Regions from separate parts of the Homo sapiens genome. Here region 1 is linked to region 2. A link is an interaction called in ENCODE POLR2A ChIA-PET data of the cell type or tissue named here. Cell type or tissue: GM12878. All regions are shown on one strand. Links, peaks and the distances in the headings refer to the core of each region. The heading gives the core; the rest is flanking DNA.

Evidence for each region. ChIA-PET counts read pairs that join two places held together with the same protein. Peaks named below come from ENCODE experiments on the same cell type or tissue, not always from the same donor. Only the 100,000 strongest peaks of a DNase experiment are listed, where the experiment ranks them.
Region 1: POLR2A ChIA-PET joins it to region 2 with 15 read pairs; 5 of 35 experiments call an interaction of 5 or more read pairs at or near these places.

The regions. Positions count from the first base shown.
Region 1 is chr2:62,058,361-62,066,360 of GRCh38, reverse strand. All of the region lies in intron 2 of COMMD1 (copper metabolism domain containing 1), which reads right to left. Among named protein-coding and RNA genes, the nearest start is that of B3GNT2, 130 kb to the left of the region's middle. RefSeq lists an enhancer at 134-353. In GM12878, for the core only: no CTCF peak of the experiment used is centred there; DNase peaks (open chromatin) are centred at 20, 1,028 and 4,300; H3K4me3 peaks cover 1,760 bases; H3K27ac peaks cover 2,807 bases.
Region 2 is chr2:62,136,824-62,149,384 of GRCh38, reverse strand. It overlaps the pseudogene RPSAP26. Among named protein-coding and RNA genes, the nearest start is that of B3GNT2, 53 kb to the left of the region's middle. RefSeq lists an enhancer at 7,230-7,319. In GM12878, for the core only: no CTCF peak of the experiment used is centred there; DNase peaks (open chromatin) are centred at 3,464, 7,144, 7,997 and 8,394; H3K4me3 peaks cover 302 bases; H3K27ac peaks cover 7,058 bases.

The DNA of each region.
Region 1 (8,000 bases), core at 1-8,000, 80 kb after region 2:
TCCCTGGGAGTTTAGGCATTTTCATTATCACTTTGCCCTCTTCTCCTCCCTCAACCTAAGTATAGGTATCTGAATGCTAAACAAAGATCATTTTAAGGGCTAGAGCACAGTAGTGGGGGAAAAAAAAAGTGGGGTAGGGAGTATCTGTGGGTCATTTTAGGAAATAACGGTAAGATTAGAAATGACAAATAATTCAAGAATCCAGTTGTCCTCTCTCCAATTTTATCTTTCAGAAGAAATAAGGACAAGTACCCTTAGTCAATTCAAATTAAACCCCAGTAATGCCAGTTTCACTGCGTAAAATCAGCCAGATTGAGTGGGAAATTCTAATATACCTCTAGGGTGCTAAGTGGAAAGACCCAATTTCTACACCTGAGTCTGTCTCACACTCCTTCCATTGTGACTAGCTATTTCCCACTCTTATTTCTCTCTTTTTCTCTTATTTTTCTTTCATAGCTTTCAAGATTCTAATTTAACAATTAAACTGCATAACAATTCAAATCATCACAGAGGTTTCCAATTAAATGGTTCCTCCTAAATTACACAGAAACATCTACATTAATTTTTGCTTTGAGGTATAATCTATCAAAAGTTTCACCCTGAAGACTTTTACTAAAAACAAATGAACGATTATAATAAACATCATACCTTCATGATCTAAATGGTACTATTTCTGGTAAAGCATTTGAAATGAAAGCAACAATTAAATTTCCAGTTACCTTTAAAGTAAGTATATATAAGGGCCAGGTGTGGTGGCTCATGCCTGTAATCCCATCAGTTTGGGAGGCTGAGGCAGGGGGATGGCTTGAGCCCAGGAGAGACAATGCTGGGCAACATATGAGACTGTGTCTCTACACACACATAAAAAAAGTAGTCAGGTGTGGTGGTGCATGGCTGTTGTTCCAGCCACTCAGGAGGCTGAGATGGGAGACTTGCTTGAGCCCAGGAGGTCACACCACTGCACTTTAGCCTGGGTAACAGAGCAAGACCCTATCTAAAAAAAAAAAAAAAAAAAAAAAAAAGTAAGTACATATAAAATGTCACTATTGTACTTTACTGAGTCATGGTGACCTGGAGTTATAATTAGTTTTGTTCATATGTTCTGAATCTCTGCAGGCTATTGATAGAATTTCAAGCTTCATCGCCTACTTACCCAGGAAAATATATCATATACATATTTTTGAGAGACAGGGTCTTGCTCTGACACCCAGGCTGGAGTGCAGTGGCACAATCTTGGCTCACCACAGCCTCAACCTCCTGGGCTCAAGCCATTCTCCTGCCTCAGCACCTGTAATCCCACAAGTAGCTGGGATTACAGGTGCTTGCCGCCATGCCCAGCTAATTTTTGTATTTTTTAGTAGAGATGGGGTTTCGCCATGTTGCCCAGGCTGGTCTGGAACTCCTGGATTCAAGCAATCTATCTGCCTCGGCCTCCAAAAATGCTGGAATTACAGGCATGAGCTACTGCACCTGGCACAGCATAGATTTTTATGATGCCAAATATTGATACAAAAAGGCTAAATGGTTTCTAAGAACATGGTACACAAATATTCTTTTTAAAAAACTTTTAAAAATTTAGAAAGGTTAGATAAATAAATACCTCTTTTGAAATAAATGGCTAAACTCACAAAAAAAGCAAGAGGGCCAAGAACAAAGAGGGAGTTGAAAATCAATGGATTTTACTGATTACACAAGACAGAAGACAATACCTGAGGGCTATACAAGCCAGAGAGGGAATTGAGACTTCTGTATGAAACTGTAACCTTCAGAGAGCTTTCTCCTCAGCAAAAGAATGAACAAGTCAAAAATCTACTTAGAAGATAACAAAGAGATCACATGAGCTCTCAATCAAAAATTATAAAACACAGGAATAAAAAAGCTACTATGGACCCGGCATGGTGGCACATGCCTATAATCCCAGCACTTTGGGAGGCCAAGGTGGGTGGATCCCTCGAGGTCAGGCATTCGAGACCAGCCTGGCCAAAATGGTGCAAACCCATCTCTACTAAAAATACAAAAATTAGCCAGGCGTTGTGGCACATACCTGTAATCCCTGCTACTTGGGAAGCTGAAGCAGGAGAATCACTTGAACCCAGGAGGTGGAGGTTGCAGTGAGCTGAGATCACGCCACTGCACTACAGCCTGGCGACAGAGTGAAACTCTGTCTCAAAATAAATAAAAAGTTAAAAAATAAGAATAAAAAATCTACTATGTGTGATAATCAGCAGAAACAAATAACAGCATTTAGACCTGTAAGAACTTTACAAAATGGAATAATCAGATACAGAATAAAAATTATTTTGTTCTATTTTTTGAGACAGGGTCTCACTCTGTCACTCAAGCTGGCATACAGTGGTGTGATCACCACTCACTTCAGCCTCAACCTCCCAGGTTCAAATGATTGTCCTACCTCAGCCTCCTGAGTAGCTAGGATTACAGACATATGCCACCATGCCTGGCTAATATATATATATATATATATATATATATATTTTGTAGAGACAGTGTCACTATGTTGTCCAGTCTGGAAGAATATATTACTTTAAATGACCAGATATGAAAAAAAAGCGAAATAGAATTTCTTGAAATGAAAATATAATCACTATATTGAAGTCTCCAATCTCAAAGAAAAATGCTAAAAAGGCCCACACTGTTTTTGTTTATACAAAAGAGTTTAATTTCTGCATAGAACATTATAGAAACATGCAGGTCAAAAGTACCCAAAAGTAATTTTTTACCGAAAAGTAATTACAGTAGTTAATGTAGCAACGCTACTCTAAGAAATACAGTCCCATGCTCTGGAATTTGTATTTTGATTACACTATAAGAAAATCTGTCTTGTTCACTCATTCACTCATTTAAGAAATATTAAGCCAGGTGCGGTGGCTCACGCCTGTAATCCCAGCACTTTGGGAGGCTGAGGCGGGCGGATCATGAGGTCAGGAGATTAAGACCATCCTGGCTAACAGGGTGAAACCCTGTCTCTACTAAAAATACAAAAAATTAGCCGGGCGTGGTGGCACATGCCTCAACTTCCTGGACTCAAGTGATCCTCCCACCTCAGGCTCCCTAGTAGCTGAGACTACAGGCGTGCACCACCACAACCTGCTAATATTTTCTTTTATTTTATTTTATTTTTATTTTTGAGACGGAGTCCTGCTGTGTCACCAGGCTGGAGTGCAGTGGTGCGATCTCGGCTCACTGCAATCTCCGCCTCCTGGGTTCAAGCGATTCTCCTGCTTCAGCCTCCTGAGTAGCTGGGATTACAGGCACCTGCCACCACACCCAGCTAATTTTTGTATTTTTAGTAGAGATGGGGTTTCACCATGTTAGCCAGGCTGGTCTCGATCTCCTGACCTCATTATCCACCCGCCTCGGCCTCCCAAAGTGCTAGGATTACAGGCATGAGCCACCATGCCTGGCCAGCCTACTAATATTTAAAGTTTTTTTTTTGGTAGAGACAGGGTGTCCCTACGTTGCCCAGGCTGGTCACGAACTCCTGGGCTCAAGCAGTCCTCCTGCCTTGGCCTCCGAAAGTGGTAAGATTACAGGTGTGAGCCACTGTGTCTGGCCTAACATCTGACATTTTATAAAAAGCACCTCCTATAATAGTAATACTATGCAAAGCTATATGGAGATACTGATAAATCTTAAGACATAAATGAACAGAGATTTTTTTTTTATTTTCTTACTAGCAAGTAATGGATTAATTAGCTTTATTTTTTCACTCGTCTCAGGGTTTTTACTGGGTAACAATTTGTAATAAGTTATTTATTAGGCAAAAACCACTGGTCAGGAACTGTATATGCATTTTAAAAAATCCTCAGTATCTAGGCCGGGCATGGTGGCTCACACCTGTAATCCCAGCACTTTGGGAGGCCGAGCTGAGTGGATCACCTGAGGAAAGGAGTTGGCGACCAGCCTGGCCAACATGGTGAAACCCCGTCTCTATTAAAAATACAAAAAATTAGCCAGGCATGGTGGCGTGCACCTGTAATCCCAGCTACTCGGGAGGCTGAGGCAGGAGAATCGCTTGAACCTGGGAGTGGCAGGTTGCAGTGAGCTGAGATCATGCCACTGCACTCCAGCCTGGGCAACAAGAGCGAAACTCCATCTCAAAAAAAAACAAAAAAACAAAAAAAAACCGAAAAACAAAAACAACCACCTCAGTATCCTTAGGAGTTACAATTGGCGTCTTACAGATGAGAAAATCAAGGTTAGAAAGAGTTAATGTCATTTGTCCAGATCATACAGCTACAAACAGTAGGATCAGGATTCAAATCCAGGTCAGTTTGACTCCACAGTCCTTGCTCATTTCACTAGAGCCAGCTATTTAATTTTTATGGTTTTTTTGTTTCTGTTTTTTTTTTTTTTTTGCTGTAACTGTCTATTCACTAATTTCACTTCTTCCCTTGGGTGAAACTGAAATTTATGTAGCACATAGTTCCAACTGCTTTGAAGGAGCTAAATTTAGTATTAATAGACTGACAAACTAAGTTGATACAAGGTTACTGTAGATACTTTAAAAAGACACAACATTTGGGAGGCCAAAGCAGGTGGATCACGAGGTCAGGAGATCGAGACCATCCTATCCTGGCTAACACAGTGAAACCCTGTGTCTACTGAAAATACAAAAAATTAGCCGGGCATGGTGGTGGGCGCCTGTAGTCCCGGCTACTCAGGAGGCTGAGGCAGGAGAATCGCTTGAACCTGGGAGGCAGAGCTTGCAGTGAGCTGAGATCGTGCCACTGCACTCCAGCCTGGGCAACAGAGCTAGATTCCGTCTCAAAAAAAAAAAAAAAAAAAGAAAAGAAAGAAAGACAGCCACACATAAACCCACACTCTGCATATAAACTCTACTGAGATTTCTGGCTGACAAGTAAACTCTGAATGTACAGGACAGATTCTAAGAAGCCCAGATAAAGCTAAAATATGTGAACAGAAGTTTCAGCAGGTACCCACTGAAGGCAAGAGAGGGGCTGGTGTTAGACTCAGTCAAGTTAACTGCCTCCGAACACAAAAAAATCAACATTTCTCAGAGAATCATAACAGAATCCATATATCTACAATGCAGCATTCCCAATGTCCAGTATACAAAACAAAATTATTAGCTATATGAATAAACAGGAAAATATGACACACTCAAAAGAAACAGTTGGAGACCAAACTTGAAATTACCTAGGTGTCGGAATTAGAAGAGAAAGCTACAGTGATAACTATGATTAAGGATGTAAATAAAAAGGATATTTGAAAATTAACACACAGATAGGAAATCTCAAAAGAGAAATAAACTATAAACTAACCAAATTGATATTCTAAAACTAAAAAATATATCTGAGGTAAAAAAGAAAAAATTCCCTAAAAGGTCAAAACAGCAGATTGGAGATGACGGAAGGATCAGTGAACTAAAAGATAAATGGAAAGAAATTATCCAGTTTGAAAAGAGAGAAAAAAAGATTGGGGGAAAAAAACAGAGCCTGAGAAACATATGGGATGCAGTATTAAAAAAATTAACATCTGCATAATTGGATTCTCATAAGAAAAAGGGGAAGAGCAAAAACTGTCTTTTGCTGAAGACAAACAACAAAACTGTTGTTTGGCTGAAACTCCATATTCATCAAAAATATCCATCAAGAATAAAGATGAAATAACAAGATTTTCAGATAAGTGAAAACTAAGCCAACTCCCTGCCCAACATACCTGCACAACAAGAAATGCTAAAGGAAATTCTTCAAACTAATAGGAAACAAAACTAGATGGCAGAACAGATCTTCAGAAAGAAATGAAGATCAGTGGAACGGACAAATATATGGTTAAATATATAAGACTAAGTTTTATTATCTCCTCATCTACTGGAAATACATAGGACTACTTAAAGCAAAAGTTATAATATTGAAATACGGGTTACCACATTAAGAAAAAACCATGACAACTACTGCATAAAAGAAGAGTCATAAACAGAATTCTGTGGTTGTATAATTCCTGAAATTTAAATGAAATGGTATTGTTTTATTTATTTATTTATTTTTGGAGACAGCATCTCACTCTGTCACCCAGGCTAGAATGCAGTGGTATGATCTCAGCTCACTGCAGCCTCAACCTCCCAGGCTCAAGGGATCCTCCCACCTCAGCCTCCCAAGTAGCTGGGACTACAGGTGTGTGCCACCACAACCAGCTAATGTTTCTGTATTTTTCATAGAGACAGGGTTTCACCATGTTGCCTAAGCCGGTCTGGAACTCCTGAGCTCAGGCAATCCACCCACCTCAGCCTCCCAAAGTGCTGGGATTACAGGCATGAGCCACCGCCCCAGGCAAAAGGGTGAGACGTTAAGAATGTATATTGTAATCTCTAGTGCAATCCTAAAGAAAGATGTAGCTAAAAACCCAAGAGAGAAATTAAAATGGAATTCCCCCCCCAAAATTCATTAAGCTGTAAGAAGTAAAAAAGGATAAACAGGAATAAAAACAGAAAGCAAAATAGTAGATCTAAATCCAACCATGTCAACATACTAAACACAAATGGAGTAAGCACTTTAAAAGCAACACTGAACTATCTACAATAGATGCACTTCAAATACAAAGACAGGTTGGAAACTAGTTGGAAAAAGACATTTGATGAAAACAGTAAGTATAAAAAGGCTAGCTTGTGTCTATAGTCCTAGCTACTGGGGTGGCTGAGGCAGGAAGCTCTCTTGAGCCCAGGAGTTCAAGGCTGTAGTGGGTTATAATCACACCTGTGAATAGCCACTGCACTCCAGCCAGGCAACTTAGCTCCTTTTGAAAAGCTTCTTATGGCGTAATGTTTAAGGGGGAAAAAATGGGGAGAGGCTATATTATTTTCAGTTATAGACTCCAAGATAGAGTATTACCAGAAATAAAGACTGACATTTCATAATGATACAACAGGACAGGCATAGTGGCTCATGACTGTAAACCCAGCACCTTGGGAGGCCAAGGTGGGAGGATCGCTTGAGTCCAGAAGTTGGAGACCAGCCTGGGCAACATAGTGAGACAAAAAACAAAAAAATTTTTTTTTAAATTAGCCAGGTGCCATGGCTTGCACTTGTGGTCCCAGCTACTAGGGAGGCTGAGGTGGGAGGATCACTTAGCCCAGGAGGTAGAGGCTGCAGTGAGCTGTGATCACACTACTGCACTCCTGTTAGGTGACAAAGCAAGACCTTGTCTCCAAAAAAAAATAATAAAACAGATAACTTATCAGAAAAACATAATCAGAAATGTATATATGTCTGATATAAAGCTTCAACCTTAAGAAGAAAATTTGTGGCCAGGTGCGGTGGCTCACGCCTGCAATCCCAACACTTTGGGAGGATAAGGTGGGTGGATCACGAGGTCAGGAGTTCGAGACCGGCCTGACTAACATGGAGAAACCCCGTCTCTACTAAAAATACAAAATTAGCTGGGCATGGCAGCACATGCCTGTAATCCCAGCTACTCGGGAGGCTGAGGCAGGAGAATCGCTTGAATCCGGGAGGCAGAGGTTGAGGTGAACTGAGATTGCGCCATTGCACTCCAGCCTGGACAAAAAGAGCAAAACTCCATCTCAAAAAAAAACAGAAAGAAAGAAAATGTGTTGTTATTTAATACCTCCCACCTTTTTTTTTTGAGACAGGGTTTTGCTCTCTCACCTAGGCTGAGTGTAGTAGCACGATAATGGCTCACTGCAGCCTTGACCTTCCAGGCCCAAGCAATCCTCTTACCTCAGCCTCTCAAGTAGCTGGGACCACACGAGTGCACCATCATGCCTGGCTATGTTGCCCAGGCTGGTCTCAAACTCCTGGGCTCAAGCAATCCTCCCACCTCAGCCTCCCAGTGCTGCAATTACAGGTATAAGCCACCATGCCTGGTCTTAAGAAGAAAATTTGAAGGCTGAAGTGAGAGGACTGTGTGAGTGCAGGAGTTTGAGACTAGCCTAGGCAACACAGTGAGACCCTTGTCTCAAAACAAAACAAAACGAAGAAAATTTGAGAGAATTAAAGGGA
Region 2 (12,561 bases), core at 2,642-10,641:
ATAGCCCGCTGGTGGGGCAGCCAGTCATTTTCAGAAGAAACAGCCTGGGAAGAGAAACCACTCCACCTTTTGAGATCAGGGCCAATGTGACAGGTAGGGAGATGAGGGATAAGCCTCACAGGAAGACTCCATAGAAACCTCAGTGAGAATAAGAAGTGCTGATGAATTCCCTCCAGAAAAATAATCCAGTGACCTCAGTGTCCCAAAGGAGATGAGGACCAATAGGATGCTTGTGAAAAAAATCACAAATAGGCAGACTGAGCCAAAATGCAATTTATTTTCTTCACTACTCCTAGTAATTAGTTTTTATTTATATCACTGGTGTGTGTGTGTGTGTGTGTGTGTGTGTGTGTTCAACTGACACTACCACAGTGTTAAATCGGTAATAGGGTTTGATGTACACAATGTATACTCTTTTCTCTCAGTCCCAGTCCTTGAAAGGTATTTTCATATAGCAAGTGCTCAATAACATTTGAGAATATTCCTCCCACTTCACTCTCTAAAATAGATTGAAAACTTCTTGATGGACAATTGTTTCCAGGCTACATCAAGGGCTGCAACAAATCAACAGAAAAATACCAAAAGAAAAACAGGGCCAGGCGTGGTAGCTCACACCTATAATCCCAGCACTTTGGGAGGCCAGGGCAGGCAGATCACCTGAGGTCAGGAGTTCGAGACCAGCTTAGCCTAGTAAAGATGGTGAAACCCTGTCTCTACTAAAAATACAAAAAATTAGCCGGGTGTGGTGGTACATGCCTGTAATTCCAGCTACTAGGGAGGCTGAGGCAGAAGAATCGCTTGAACCTGGGAGGTGGAGGTTGCAGTGAGACGGGATGGCGCCACTGTACTCCAGCCTGGGCAACAGAGTGAAACCCCGTCTCTATAAAAGTAACAAAAAATTAGCTGGGCATGGTGGCGCACACCTGTAGCCCCAGCTACTTGCGAGGCTTGGGATAGGAGAATCACCTGAGGTTGAGGCTGCAGTGAGCTGTCATCGCATGCCACTGCCCTCCAGCCTGGGCGATAGAGCGAGACCCTGTCTCAAAAGAAAGAAAGAAAAGAAAACCAGGCAAAAGGCAAAAGACCATTTCATGGAAAGGGAAATAAAAGTAGCAAAGACATAAAAGAAAAACAAAAACGCTCAATCTCACCAATGATTGGGAAAAATGCAAAAATGAGTTTTGACTCATCATACTGGCAAAAATTATGGTATTACCAAGCACTGACAAGGATAATGGGAAATACAGTCATCGTTGCTTAATGACGGGGATACATCCTGAGCAGTGCATCATTAGGCAATTTCATCATTGTGTGAACATCACAGAGTACTTACACAAACCTAGACAGTACAGCCTACTTACATGGTAGAGTTTATGGGCTACAAACCTGTACAGCATGTTGCTGTACTGAATACTGTAGACAACTGTAACACAATGGTATTTGTCTGTCTAAACACAGAAAAGATACAGTAAAAATACGGTGTAAAAGATAAAAAATGGTATACCTGTCTAGGGTATTTATCTGAATGGAGCTTGCAAGACTGGAAGTTTCTCTAGGTGAGTCAGTGTGTGAGATGTCAGTGAATGTGAAGGCCTAGGACATTACTGTACCCTACTGTAGACTTTACACTATACACTTATGCTACACTAAATTAAAAAATTTTTCTTCAATAAATTTAACCTTAGTTCACTGTAATTAACTTTTTGGCTCTCTTTTAATAACACTTATCTGAAAACACAAACACACTGTACAGCTGTATAAAAATATTTTCTTTATAGTCTCATTCTGTAAGCTTTTTTCCTATTAAAATTTTTAAAAATTTATTTACTTTTTAATTTTTTCTTGTCAAAAACCAGGACACAAATACACATTAGCCTAGGTGTACACAGGGTCGGGATCATCAATATCACTGTCTTCCACCTCTACATCTTGTCCCACTGGACGGTCTCCAGGGGCAATACGCGCATAGAGCTGTCATCTCCTATGATAACACTGCCTTCTTCTGGAATCCCTCCTGAAGGACCTGCCTGAGGTTGTTTTACAGTTAACTTTTTTTTTTTTTAGAAACTGATGTTTATTTTCCATCAACCATTTTTCCATGTTGCTTAAGAGCCTATGCAAGAACAGCTTAAGACCAGTCAGTGGTTGCTCCTACCCATTCAGTGGCCTGAGCAGTGGGAGCTGCAGACCAGTCTTCCGTGGCAGGCTGAGCGCTCCCGTCTTCAGTAGGGAATAGGCACAGAGGGCACCTGTACACCTTCAGACCAGTCTGCAACCTCAGGCTGAGTAACAGTGAACTCAGGAGCTGGAGCAGTCCATTCACCCTGAAATTCCTCCTTGGTCACTGCCTTTTCAGCAGCAGCCTGCTCTTCTCTTTCAATCTCTTCAGGATCTCTGTAGAAGTACAGATCAGGCATGACCTCCCATGGGTGTTCACAGGAAATGGTGCCACGCATGCGCAGAACTTCCCGAGCCAGCATCCACCACATCAAACCCACTGAGTGAGCTCCCTTGTTGTTGCATGGGATGGCAATGTCCACATAGTGCAGAGGAGAATCTGTGTTACACAGCGCAATGGTAGGTAGGTTAACATAAGATGCCTCCATGAGAGGCTGGTGGTCAGCCCTGGGGTCAGTAACCACAAGAAGCCGTGGCTCCCGGAAGGCTGCCTGGATCTGGTTAGCGAAGGTTCCAGGAGTGAAGCGGCCAGCAATTGGAGTGGCTCCAGTGGCAGCAGCAAACTTTAGCACGGCCCTCTGGCCAGTATTCCTGGAGGATATAACACTGACATCAGCAGGGTTTTCAATGGCAACAATAGCACGAGCTGCCAGCAGAAGCTTCTCCCAGGTCCTCTTCAGATTTATGATATAGATGCCATCACTTTTCCTTTTATAGATGTACTGTTCCATCTGGAAGTCAAGATTGGTGCCACCTAAGTGAGTTCCTGCTGCAAGGAACTTAAGGACATCCTCCTCCTTCATTTGCAGGACATCAAGGGCTCCGGACATTGTGAAAGTTTCCCTTTAAGTTACGATGGGAATCCAGAACAACGCCGTATGGACCCCTCTGCAGGTAGCGTGGAAAGGACTTTTTTTTTTTTTTAATAAGTAGAGAGTATACTTAAAAGATAAAAAGCACAGTATAGTAAGTACATAAACCAGTAACACACTTATTATCAAGTATTATGTATTGCACATAATTGTGTTATATTTTTATATGACTGGCAGTGCAGTAGTTTATTTATACCAGCATCACCACAAACACATAAATAATGTGCTATGACACTAGTGATGGGAATTTTTCAGCTCCATTATAATCTTATGGGACCATTGTCACACATGTCATCTGTCATTGACTGAAACATCGTTACGCGGAGCATGACTGTAGATATTCTCATACACTGCTTGTGAAAGTATACATTGGTTGGGCTACTTTAGAGGGCTATTTGCCAATATTTATATGCATTCTGAGTTTGAGAGATTCTGAGAACTATGCTGGAGCCACTTCATACCAGCTAACAGAGCTGATTGTGCATTCATGTCTCATTAGTAGTTTGAAATCGGCCATGGTGGAAGAATTCACACCATGGAAATTGGCAAATGCTACAAATCAGCCCCACTTCCTCTTTTTGGAAGACTGGTTGTTAAACATTTATTAGTACTCTAAAGTCTATTTGACAGTGTCTACAATAAAAAAAAGAAAGAAAGAAAGAAAAAGCACATAACCCATGATACAGTATTCCTGTTTTCTAAGATATATTTGTACATGTAAACAGGGATGCATGTTCAAGGATGTTCACAGCAGCATTATTTGCAATGGAAAATTGAAGACAACCTAAAAACCCACTCATTGATAGTGTAAACCAAAAAGCATCTGAGACAGGTCTCAATTGATTAAGACGTTTACTTTGCCAAGGTTAAGGACCGTGGCCCATGCTGCAGCCTCAGGAGGTCCTGAGAACATGTGCCCAAGATGGTGGGATTGCGGCTTGGTTTTAGGGAGACAGAAGTTATGGGCAAAGACATAAATCAATACATGGAAGGTATACATTGGTTTTGGCCTGGAATAGGGGGACATCTCAAAGTGGGAGTTGGGGGCTGTTTCTAGGTCACAGGTGGATTGAGAGATTTCCTGACTGGCAGTTGGTTCAAAGAGTTAAGCTCTGAGTGAAGAGTTGAAGTCAGCTTGAGTTATGGTAAGGGGGGAATGTTTTGGAAGCCAAGGTTTTTGTCATGTAGGTGAAACCTCCAAAGAACAAGCTTCAGAGATAATAGATGTGACAGTCTCTTATCTGACCTAAAAGGTGTCAAACTCTGTGGAAAAACCTAGTAGAGGAAGGAGATTCTCTAAAAAAATGCAAATTTCCCCCACAAGGGACAGCTTTGCAGGGCCATTCAAAGTATGTCGAAGAAATATATTTTGGGGTAAAATATTCTGATCTCCTTCCGGGCCTGCTGTCTGTCATGAGATGTTACATCAGAGTCAGGTTGGAATTTGATCTTATTGCTACAAAGAGTCTGTTTTGTCGGTCTTAAAATCTCTGTTTTAATGTTAATGCTGGTCAGTTGGGTCTAAACTCCAAAAAGAGAAGGGTATATAATGAGACCTTCCCCCTCTCTTCCTGTCATGGCCTGAACTTCTAACCACCCCTCTTCCTGTCATGGCCTGAACTTTTTCAGGTTTTTTTTGGGATCCCCTTGGCTGAGGGGGTACATTCAGTTGGTTGGGGAGATTAGAATTTTGTTTTTGGTTTATAATAGGAAACTCAAAAACAAAAACCTCCAGCCTATTCTAAATGGAACACTATGCAGCAGTTAAAATTAATAAACTAAATTTATATAAACTGTTGGGAGAAAAAACTTCTCTACCAATTTAGGTCCAATTGGTCGGTGGCCTGTGAATCAACTGACAATACACAGATTAACAGGAGAAAAACGTACTACATATGCGAAGGTACCCTAAAGAGAGTAGCTCCCAGAATAGCTGGGGGGGAAAAAATCACACAGCCATAAAAGAGAATAAAATCGTATCCTTTGCAGCGACATGGATGCAGCTGGAGGCCATTATCCTAAGCAAATTAATGCAAGAACAGAAAACCAAATACCACATGTTACAAGTGGGAGCTAAACTGTGGATTCTTATAGACATAAAGACGGCAATAATAGCTACTAGGGACTACTGGGGTTGAAAGACTAACTACTGGGTACTATGTTCACTACCCGGGTGACAGAATCATTCATATGCCAAATGTCAGCATCACACAATATACCTAAAGTATCAAACATGCACATGGACCCCTAAATCTATGAACACAATTAATGGCTAAACTTCTAGGTGCAAAACTAGGGATGGCATTTGGGCTGTAAAGAATGGCACAGGCTGTGGTTACCCCAGTAACCACTTTCTTCCAGGACTCACTCAAGGCAATAGGGACTTGCTTGGTCTTGCCCCTTCTGTTATGGTTCCAGGGGTGGTTGCCCAAAGGTGATGCAAGTTGATTCTCCCAGGGATGGGTCCCCAGTGAGAGCTCTCAAGCTATTCAGGGACCTTCAGAGCCAAATTCCCCTAGCATTTTGTTCAACTCTTCCCCATGTGTACAGGGACAAGGAAGGGTTTTGCATTATCCTTTCCCATTTGTTGAAATTACATCTATAAGAACTGATGAAGAGAAGGGTCAGTTTTTTCCACCTGTCTCAGGGAACTGGGTGGGCCTGATAACTCTCCCACTACATGCTCCTGGCCCCAGATTATCTGGTTACTTATTTTTAAACTTCCTGATATTAGGGGAAAAGATTTTTCCCTAAATTCCCTATAAGTGATATTTGAAGCGGTGGTACGCCACCCAGCAAATGGCTGTATCCAGTTTTAATGGTTCATAAAGTAACTTATGAAGTGACTTGTTTTCTTTCAATTCAAAGGAAGTCTGGGGAAAGGCACCATTCATTCATTCAAGATGGGGTCTCAATATGTTGCCCAGGATGGTCTTGAACTCCTGGGCTCAAGGATCCTCCTGCCTCAGCCTCCTGAGTAGCTAGGATTACAAATGTGGCAGTTTGAAAGGCACTTTCTTGGTCTATGTGGTCCGCCTGTACCCAGATGATTTGGAGCCTCACCTTTAGTCCCACCCTGGCCAGCCAAACCAGGGTCAGCCTGGGGCTCCAGGAAAAAATGAAATGTTACATGGCCTTACTTGCCTTTTTCTGCTATTCATAGGCTGATATTGGTTGATAGTAAATATAAACCCACTGGGCAAGTTCATTTTTGCACAGAGTGACAACCGTCACTGAACTCTGTTTTAAGGGAGGGATTTTGGTGGGTTTTTTTTTTTGAGACAAGGTCACCCAGGCTGGAGTGCAGTGGCATGATCTCGGCTCACTGCAGCCTTGACCTCCTGGGCTCGATTGATCTTCCCACCTCAGCTCCCCAAGTAGCTGGGACTACAGGCGTGCACCATCACGCCTCGCTAATTTTTTGTAGAGACAGGATTTTGCCATGTTGTCCAGACTGGTCTTGAACTCCTGAGCTCAAACAATTCACCCACTTCAGCCTCCCAAAGTGCTGGAATTACAGGCATGGGAGGGATTTTTTTTTTCTTTAAATTGAGATGAGGTCTCACCATCATGCCCAGGATGGTCTTGAACTCCTGGGCTCAAGTAATCCTCCCATCTCAGCCTCCTGAGTAGCTGGAACTACAGCTGTGTGCACCACACCCAGCTAATTGTTCAACATTTTTGTAGAGACAGGGTCTTGCTATGTTGCCCAGGCTGGTTTCTAACTCCGGGGCTCAAGTGGTCCTCCTGCTTCAGCCTCCCAAAGTGCTGGGTTACAAGTGTGAGCCACTGTGCTGGGCCAGAATTTATTTATTTATTATTTTTAAAGAACCTTCATTTCCTCTGGCAATCTGCTTGGGGACATGCACATGAATCTCATGGGAGAACAAGAAAACGTTTCCTTTTTGTGTTCTCCACTTTCCCTTCCCTTTCCAGAATCTAGGCCCTGGTGATTCCCTTCAGGAGGCAGGAAAGCGATTCCTTGAAGAACAACAGCCGTCACCTTCCTTCCCAGTTGAGCCAGAAAGGCCCCACAGCTCTGCCACAGATGCTACAGAAAATGTTTCTGGCCTCAACTCCCCAGGGAGGGAGTAAGCCTTGGGGTTAGTTCAGTTGCACAGTTCCACGTCTGTTAGCAGCCACTGGTTCTCTTACTCCAGCTATGTTTAGCTTTGTTTGACTATCTTCCATGGGAACACAACTGCATTAGTGTTCCTTTTCTCAGTTCTCCATTTCAAAAATTTTTATTTATTTATTTAATTTCTGAGAGGGGGTCTTGCTCTGTCACCTAGGATGGAGTGCAGTGGCACAAACACAGCCTCACTGCAGACTCGACCTCCAAGTTCAGCCTCCTGAGTAGTTGGGATCACAGGCATGCACCACCATGCCTGGCTAATTTTTTTATTAGTAGTAGAGACAGGGTCTCCCTATGTTGCCCAGGCTGGCCTTGAACTCCTGAGTTCAAGCAATCCGCCCGCCTCAGCCTCCCAAAGTGCTTGGATTATAGGCGTGAGCCACCGTGCCCCGGTATCGGTTCTCCATTTATAACAACTTGTCACCAAGAACCCGAGACCCAAGCTTGGGTCAATGGTTGTCCAGCTAGGATGAGAATAATGTGCTGGCTATCTGGGTACTGTGGACAGCCTGGAAGCCCCATGTGGCAGCCAACTTACTCATTTTGCACACTGCACCCAGAGAAGGGTGGCACTGAGTGGAAAGTGAGGCCAAGGTCATCACAAACAGCATCAGGCTCTACAAAGAGTGACAGCAACCTGAAGCACAGAGACAGGTCTAACATGGATGCAGGATGTAAGTGACGTTGGACCTAGTCTTAGGTCACATCTGCATACAAAAATCCTCACTACAGGAACTGTCATTATTTAAACACATGAGCAAGGACACAGATTTTTGAAATAAGCACTTATTCTTTTGAAGGGTCTAAAAGGTAGAATGTAGAGATGGAAGACAGTAGACCTGAAATTCCTTCCTGACCACGGCCTTGTACAAATCTTCTGCCCTGTCTGTCCAGATGTTTCCTCATTTTTGACCAGATGCTAAAGCCTCCAAATCAGTCATTCTGAGATCCATGCCAATTCTTAGCCATGATTCTAAAAATAGCCAGAATAGAAATAATATACAATCCTCATATTTATGCTTACTTCTTTAATACAAAAACAGTGTAATAACAGCATGAAGGAAATAATTTAATGATTTTAATTTTTCAGCCTAAAATTATTTTAAACTAATGGTTTCACCTTGTTCCACTTGAGTAATCAAATTCATATTTTCCCCCTTGCCATCTCTCCCCCACCTGCATCCTGTGAATCAACAGAAGTTAAAACCCTAACACCAGTGGGAAACAGAAACTAGCCAAGAGCATGTAAAACAGAAACAAGACAGGCGTGGTGGTGCTGAGGTGGGAAGATCACTTGAGCCCAGGAGTTCAGGCTGCAGTGAATAATGGTTGCACCATTGCACTCTAGCTTGGGGGACAGCGTGAGACCCTGTCTCTATATTAAATTTTAAAATATAATAAAAGAGAAAGAAAATGCCTAATTACAGTTCTTGGTGAATAAATGATGTAAATGCCCATATTTTACTACCTGCTCACGTATAGCGTTAGTATTGTAATCAGATAGTTTATGTACCAAACTTGTAAGTTATGCCAGTTGGGACCATTTATCTAACAGGAAGCAGGCCCAGGCAGGTTCCTTTGCAACAAAGGATGGTTCAATGTTGCATACAGTTGAGTTGCCATGAGAGACAATTATGGCCATCCCCAAATAAGGAAAACTTGATTGCACTTAGATAAAAATTGCGATTTTTCAAATTTTGAGGTCAAAACCTGTATACTCTACAACTAGAGGTAAGCTTAAGCTAATTATGTTCTATTTGAGTCTTCCCTTCTGCTGACTAAATCACCATTTAAAATATTTGTAAACCTTGGTTGTAAAGTTGGACACCTAAGAATTCAAAATAGCAATTGTCCCACAAAGCCCCATCCCTTCCAGTATTGTGTTCTTTTAGGAAAGTATTCAATTATCTCTCAGCTGATCCTAAGATTCCTTCTATATCTTGTCCCTTTCATTTGTTTAGATATTTACTATACACTTTGAGGCTGGGTGCAGCGGCTCATGCCTGTCATCCCAGCACTTTGGGAGGCCGAGGTGGGTGGATCACCGAAGGTCAGGAGTTTGAGACCAGCCTGGCCAACATGGTGAAACCACGTCTCTACTAAAAATATAAAAATTAGCTGGGTGCGGTGGCGCATGCCTGTAATCCCAGCTACTCGGGAGGCTGACACAGGAGAATCGCTTGAACCTGGGAGGCAGAGGTTGCAGTGAGCAGAGATTGCACCACTGCACTCCACCCTGGGCGACAGAGTGAGACTCCTTCTCAAAAATAAATAAATAAATAAAAGGCTGGGCATGGTGGCTCACACCTGTAATCCCAGCACTTTGGGAGGCCGAGGCGGATGGATCATGAGGTCAGGAGTTCAAGACTAGCCTGGCCAAGATGGTGAAACTCCGTCTCTACTAAAAGTAAAAAAAAAATTAGCTGGGTGCGGTGGCAGGTGCCTGTGATCCCAGGTACTCAGGAGGCTGAGGCAGGAGAATCGCTTGAACTCAAAGGGCGGAGGTTGCAGTGAGCCAAGATCGCGCCACTGCACTCCAGCCTGGGTGACAGAGTGAGACTCCATTTCAATAAATAAATTAAAAAGAAAAAAAAACATACAAAAAGATACTTACTGTACACTTCAGAAAACAGTATTTTCTAACATCGGTTTAGCATTTATTTCCCTTTAATTTCTATTTATATTATTTTCTAAATGTTCACTCAGGTGTAAAAAAATAACTTCAACAATTAATAGTTTGACATGATGTCAGCTATTTAAGATACTCAACATCATCCTCTGCTTTTCACCACCTTCTTGCATTTGGGGGTGAAGAGTTAAACTACTTTTTTTTAATGCTGGAACTCTTTTTGAATCATTATTAAAATAAGACTGGGGGAAGAGAGGTTATATAAAGGAAATAAAGAGTCTATAATGGAATTTAGGCTTTTGCTGTTACAGCTGAGAAGAACTAGAGCTTCCAAGGAAAGCCTGACCTAAGAATAAGGCCAAATCTTTTGCTTCGTATCAACACAACGCTACCAAAATCTGGAGTTATTTTCTGACTTTATTCTGAAAGCTAACTTTTAGCTTGGCTGGACTGTTTTTTTCTTTTCTTCTCTCATCTTTCTCTCTCTCTCATCTCTCTCTCTCTCTCTCTCTCTCTCCTTTTCTTTCTTTTTTAGAGATGGGCTCTTGCTGTTGTTGCCTGAAGCCCCAAACTCCTGGGCTCAAGGCATCCTCCTTCCTCAGCCTCCTGAGCAGCTTGGACTTGAGGCCTGTGCTACCACACCTGGCTAACGGGCAGGAATCTTTCTAAACAGACTGAATTTAGAGTGCTTATTGCTCAAGCAGGGATAATTTCTACAAGGTCCAGTTCAGGCTGAGATTTTTATTTTGTCCCTAATTTCCTGAAATCAAAACAAGTGGTTTTAATCTAGGATCGCACAGGTAGAAAACCTAGTGGGGTCTCTGGGAACTTTATACCTGTTTTCTCCTTCCCTGGTCCTTTCTCCATGCTTTTATTGTTACCAGGGAGATGTCCTGGTTTAATGTAAGTGTCCCTTACAAAACTTTCTAAGAACTTACTCCCAGAAAATACAAAAAATGATGATAGCCAATTAGGCAAGAGAGGGGGTAATTTAGTCTTATACTTTCTCAGAGGGAATACAAATTAATACAGCCTTCCTGGAGAGGAATTTGGCAATGTTTATCAAAGTTAAAAACTGTGTACTAGGCCGGGTGCAGTGGCTCACGCCTGTAATCCCAGCACTTTGGGAGGCTGAGGCGGGTCAATCACTGGAGGTCAGGAGTTCGAGACCAGCCTGGCCAACATAGTGAAACCCTGTCTCTACTAAAAATACAAAAAAAAATTAGCCGGACGTGGTGGCAGGTGCCTGTAGTCCCAGCTACTCAGGAGGCTGAGACAGGAGAATCACTTGAACCCGGGAGGCGGAGGTTGCAGTGAGCTGAGATTGCGCCACTGCATTCCAGCATGGGTGACAGAGTGAAACTCTGTCTCTAAATAAATAAATAAAACTGTGTACTCCACTTCTGGGAATTTATTCAAGGAAAGTCAACTCTTTTCCTAGTTCTAGCCTTCTTTCTGTACATTAGATTGATGGGTCATTAACTGTTCTTAGTATGTTTCTGTATTTTCATAATAGACTATAATAAACATATATACCTTTGATAATAAAAAATTAAAAATCATCAGTAAATATAAAATATACCCTGTTAGAAACAACTTGCATTCAGAAGTGCTTAGTGTTAAATGTGGGGACCACCTGCAACAACCAGTTTTTGGTTTTCTTTTTAATTCTTGAAAACTCAGTATACATTAACTGTAGTTCTTCCAATGACCTAGGGTTTGGGAATACAATTTTAAAAGCCCATGGCCACTCTTGTAGCTATTACTTTCATGGGATGACCTAAACAGAGTTTCAGACTATGACAATGATTTCCTCTCCTTGTGGCCCATGTGCTGTTCCTTCACACTTCCACAGACTTCCATGGGATATATGAGTCAATACTAAGGTGATAGCTCTAGTTATTCCTTCCAAGGACATCTGGAATCCGATTATCTGATGAGATATTCTATTGCTCCATTTTACAGCAGGAGACCTTATCAAAATTCTCCTAGATTACATGACAGCAGCCCTGGGAACAGAAGGCAAGTTTAAAATAGTTTTTTTTTTTTCCAAACCACATTCCTTTCTTGAATCTATTTACAGTACTGTTTCAAGATGTTTTCTGAAGGGTGCACAGGGGCTACATTGAAAACCTTCTGGTTATTGTTTGCTAACTGCTGGGATGGTTTTAATCAGAGAAGAAGCCAATAATTTCAGCTTGGGTGTTAGAAAAGCTCCTGAAATGTCTCCAAACTGATTTAGGAGAAACTGCTTAACAGAAGAGGACTTATTCCTGTCCTGAAACAAACTCCTTAGCATGGACATATGCTGTAATCACAGACCAAGATAACCACATTTTTTGAACATATTATACTCCAAAGGCATCTTAGATTTCTAAATATTATCAGTATCAGATGACAAAACCTGTTCAACAAGGACCATAGCCTCAATATGCTAGTTGACAGCCTCCGCCGTTAGAATGTTCTTGGTGTTTGGTAAGTTCTCTAATAGGACCTACTTTTTATTACACTAGTTTTTCTTAAAGAAATTTTTTGAAAGGGGTTTTATTTTAATGACTCAGGTAAAATTTTCTGAGGTAAAAGACCTCACATCAGTCTCAGCAGACATCTGCCCCTTCCCATGATCCTGACTTGAGGCAAGTGAAGGGAGTCCCTTTGTTGTGAGGCCAATTTAGTTCTAGGTTCCAGAAAAGCCTGAGTCTCTCAGTAGTTCAGATCAAACCAGATGCCCCAGATTTAAGCAGAAC